Linked DNA regions of Homo sapiens: region 2 is linked to region 1. Evidence: read pairs that join two places in POLR2A ChIA-PET (ENCODE). Cell type or tissue: GM12878. All regions are shown on one strand.

The links. Peaks named below come from ENCODE experiments on the same cell type or tissue, not always from the same donor. Only the 100,000 strongest peaks of a DNase experiment are listed, where the experiment ranks them.
Region 2: POLR2A ChIA-PET joins it to region 1 with 5 read pairs; 1 of 35 experiments calls an interaction of 5 or more read pairs at or near these places.

Annotation. Positions count from the first base shown.
Region 1 is chr3:19,951,546-19,954,045 of GRCh38, reverse strand. All of the region lies in intron 2 of RAB5A (RAB5A, member RAS oncogene family), which reads right to left. Among named protein-coding and RNA genes, the nearest start is that of RAB5A, 5.7 kb to the right of the region's middle. In GM12878, no CTCF peak of the experiment used is centred here; no DNase peak of the experiment used is centred here; H3K4me3 peaks cover 315 bases.
Region 2 is chr3:20,234,738-20,237,237 of GRCh38, reverse strand. No RefSeq gene overlaps it. Among named protein-coding and RNA genes, the nearest start is that of SGO1, 50 kb to the right of the region's middle. In GM12878, no CTCF peak of the experiment used is centred here; a DNase peak (open chromatin) is centred at 1,217.

The sequences.
Region 1 (2,500 bases):
GAAATTCCGTCTCAAAAAAAATAAACCAACAGTTGAAATGCAAAAGAGTTGGTTGGCTTCATTTTTCAGGTAACTTCTACCACATGACAGTCAAAACAAAAATACGTATTACCTACAAGTTATGGCCCTTTCAGGTTGATCATGAAATAGCTCAAACCTTAAAATTCTTAAATGCTTTACATCTACTCTAGTTCCTAAAGGTGAAGAGCTATGAGTACAGAGCATAAAAGAATAGTGTCCACAGCTATAACCATAATGGTACTGTCATACCTCCTGAATAGTATTCACATGGGGTCAGCACAGTGAAAAAGTATCCAATAAAGATTAACAGAAAGTTGGGCCAGGGGCAGTGGCTCATGCCTGTAATCCCAGCACTTGGAGAGCCCGAGGTAGGCAGATCACTTGAGGCCAGGAGTTCAAGACCAACCCGACCGACATGGTGAAACCCCATCTCTACTAAAAATACAAAAATTGGCCAGGAGTGGTGGCTTGCGCCTGTAGTCCCAGCTACTTGGGGGGCTGAGGCATGAGAATTGCTTGATCCTGGGAAGCGGAGGTTGCAGTGAGCCAGGGCTACACCACTGCACTCCAGCCTGGGCGACAGAGACCTTGTCTCCAAAAAAAAAAAAAAAAAGGATTAACAGAAATTTGGATGCAAATTCCTTTTTGTTTTTAAACAGGAAGCTCTACACATAGAAATGAAAATCTTTATGAAAAATTCATTAATGAAATCTAGACAATCTAACTGGTGTTACATGGAGATTATATAGAGATACACACATATCAGAGATATATTTATGATACACAGGATATGGGGTTACATTTTTCTTTTAAACATCCTTCTTGAGCTATCATTAGGAAAAAATAAACTTAGAAGTGCATTATCCAAAACAAGATAAAAATTCTAATCTTAAGCTCTTGCAAAGCTCCCCAGGAATTAAGTCCTATACTACAGTACTTCAGAGTTTTTATTGTTTTAATAAAATAATAAAGAGAGAGGAGAAGAGTAGCATATAGTAAGTCCCAAACCTACGTGGCCCAGGTTATTTAACCCAGAATGCACATATACTTTGGGAAATGCTTCCATTAACAGTGAAATAAGTGGGTGGACATGATCTAGCAGTCTTTAAACTTTTCCTACTAGATGGGACAGTTAGCTTTGACCAAATCACTTCTGGAGGAAGCAAAGCCTTCTTGAGAAGTAGTATTTCATTATTAAACTGGATATAATGTATTAACAATAACAACAACAACAACAAAATCACACGTGGATGTACTTTCAGGGAAAAAAAAAATCACAAAGATGTCTAATATATTGTGTATTAACATTTTTTAAAATGCCAAGACTTCTGACTCAAAATAAAAGCTCCATGATGCTTTCTGATGCTCAGCCATTAGAAAAAACATAAAACATTCTAATATAACATTTTAACAAGATATACAAAGGCCAGGAGGTAGTAGACTTCTGTAACTTATCTTACTAGAATGGGTCTAAGATTATGAATAACATTCTCAAGTATATTTGCAGAAGAGCATTCACTAAATGCACAGTATAAAGTTTTGCTTCTGAAAGACAGATTCCAAGAAGTTGCCACATGCCAGTTGGTATCTACCTGTCTTATTTCCAAAGTTTGACTTTAATTTTACAGGATGGGGTTAAAATATATACATGAATACCTTAGAAAACAGCATTGCTTAATTATATATCACTTGCAAAATATTGTGAATCTCAAACCGTGTGGCTCTTGCCACACATCATCTAATTGAAAAGCATCATTTCACAGATGAAACAGAGGCCCAAAAGAGGCTATCTTGTCCCACTGCTATATAATTATAGGTTTCTTTGATTAAAGTCAATTTTTTTTAAGAGATGGGTTCTCATTATGTTGCCCAGGCTAGACTTGAACTCCCAAGCTAAAATAATCCTGCCTCAGCCTCCAAATACCTGGGACTACAGGAATGCACCACCATGTCCAGCTAAAATTCAATTTTCCCATTTCACGTCCTCTCTTGACAATACTGTACTGTTTGTTGTCTCCTTTTCACCCTGCATCTTACCTTCCCCTCATCTCTGTCCCACCATAACCACCCTTGTCAGTGCCTACTCTTTCCCTTCTTCTTTCATCTTTTTCTTCAGGTTCCATTTTCCTGTTATGTCCCTTTCCATTAATCACTTTTTCTCTTCCCTCAGCTTAGGAGCATTCTTACATATGCATCTCAGCAGGGAGCACCTGTAATCACAGCTACCTGGGAGGTTGAGGCTGGAGGCTCACTTGAGGCCAGGAGTTCAAGACCAACCTGGAAACACAGCGAGACTCTGACTCTTAAAAAAAAAAAAAAAAAACTTGCCTGGCATGGTGGCATGCACCCTTAGGTCCAACTACTTGGTGGGAGGCTAAGGCAAGAAGATCATTTGAGCCTAGAGTTTCAGGCTGCAGTCTGCAGTGAGCTATGATCCGGACACTGCACTCCAGCCTAGGCGACAGCAAGATCCCATCTC
Region 2 (2,500 bases), 280 kb before region 1:
GTCTTTAATCCATCTTGAATTGATTTTTGTATAAGGTGTAATGAAGGGATCCAGTTTCAGCTTTCTCCATATGGCTAGCCAGTTTTCCCAGCACCATTTATTAAATAGGGAATCCTTTCCCCATTGCTTGTTTTTCTCAGGTTTGTCAAAGATCAGATAGTTGTAGATATGCGGCGTTATTTCTGAGGGCTCTGTTGTATCTAGATTTTTAAGCATTCAAAATATATAAGAAATGTTAATATTGGCTGATATTTTGATAATCCATAGAAGGTAACAAAAAAAAGGCTGCTATATTAAACCTGACTTGCACAAGGAGAACATGTGGGCTATGTGGCATGTTCCCATTTCAGAAGTGAACCAGTCGATTGTACATAGTCTCTGGGACTTTATCTTCTTATTTCCTAGTCATAGAGCCAAACTTCTGGTTAATAAGTTCTAAATGTGCTTCCAGTCCGTCCATTTTCACCTGAGGCTGTTAGAGTCCACAGACAGCTAGGATTATTCTGGAACTTAGACGGCTTTGGTCCTGGTGATTTGAACTTTTTCCTGGCAGTTCCTAGTTTGATCTGACTTTTGTCCTCAAACACACAATGCTAGAGACAATCATCCCTCCAGACATCAAGGAATTGTTACTGGATTTTCAGAAACAGATAACAGCTTTCAGACTTTTTTAGGGGGTGGGGAAGAGAGAGTTTCATAAAATGATACTTACCTTTACTATGAGGTAAACACTCTGATTATTTTCTATTTTATTTTTTTCTGTTCTGTTCTGTTTCATTTATTTTTTTTAAACCACTTAGTTCATTTCAAGAGCTTCCAGTTGGTCCTAATCCTAAGGGTGAAAATCACTGGGCCAGAAAATATGGAGGCTGCAGGCTGGGCACGGTGGCTCACGCCTGTAATCCCAGCACTATGAGAGGCCGAGGTGGGCGGATTGCCTGAGGTCTGGAGTTCGAGACCAGCCTGACCAACATGGAAAAAACCCATCTCTACTAAAAATACAAAATTAGCCAGACATGGTGGCACAAGCCTGTAATCCCAGCTACTCAGGAGGCTGAGGCAGGAAAATCGCTTTAACCTAGGAGGCGGAGGTTGCGGTGAGCAGAGATCGCGCCATTGCACTCCAGCCTGGGCAACAAGAGCGAAACTGGGGAAGGGAGGGGAAGGGAGGGGAGGGGAGGGGGAAGAGTGGAGGATGCTAGCTGACAAAAAACGAAAGTAAGAAGCTGAACAAAACTCAGAAATGATCACAGTCAGGTTTTCAGAAATGGAGCAAAGGACTGATCTGTGCAGAATGGGGTATTCAGTTCATATGAGTCCCCTATACAGAGTTTCTGGAAGTGGTGACTTAAAAAAAAAAAAAGCAAAGATGATTTAAAATGTGATGTGTTATACAGAACTGACATTAAATAAAGAATGAGATTGCTATTCTTATTTTAGTCGTATTCCATTCATTCTGAAGGCCATAATTGTTAATTCTGGCTACAGAAAACTCTTCTTATTTATTTTTGCATTGATCAAATAAGCACATGGAACTATAATTTAAAATAATGGCAAAGGTTTATATAGCCTTCCTTTGTGCCATGAGCTATTTAAAAAACTTTTCACATATTTTATCTCATCTTCTTTATAACTCTGTAAGTTAAGTACAATTAATATTCCCATGGTAGAAATTAAAACACTGAGACTCAGAGAAATTCAGTAACCAGCTCAAGGCCACAAACTGGTAAGCACCAGAGCAAGGATTTGAACCCAGGCAAGCTTGCCTATGCTTTTAAATACCATTCCATGATTCAGAGTCCAAAAGGATAACCAGTGAAAAGTAAGGACTGCTCTACTTTCAGCCATCCACCCACCCTCTTCCCCACACAGAGACAACCACTGTCACTATTTTCTTATAAACACTTCCAGAGATATTCCATATGTATAATAAATAAATATATATGTGTGTTTGGGCCGGGTACAGTGGCTCACGTCTGTGATCCCAGCACTTTGGGAGGCCGAGGCCAGCAGATTACTTGGGGTCAGGAGTTCAAGACCAGCCTGGCCAACATGGTGAAACCCCATCATTACTAAAAATACAAAAAATTAGCTGGGTGTGGTGGTGCGTGCCTGTAATACCAGCTACTCAGGAGGCTAAGGCAAGAGAATCCCTTGAACCCAGGAGGTGGAGTTTGCAGTGAGCCAAGATTGTGCCACTGCACTCCAGCCTGGGTGACAGAGTGAGACTCCATCTCAAAAAAAAAAAAAAAAAATACACCAAAAAAAAAAAAATTGTGTGTGTGAATGTGTCCTACAAATGAAACTTTTCTCATATAACGATCCACTTCCCATGAAACCGGCCATGGAGTTTTAGCAGCTCTATTCTATTCTATGGACCGAGTGCAGTGGCTCACACCTGTAGTCCCAGTACTTTGGAAGGACCACTATGGGAGGATTGCTTGAGCCCAGGAGTTCGAGATCAGCCTGGGCAACACCGGGAGACTCTGTCTCTACAAAA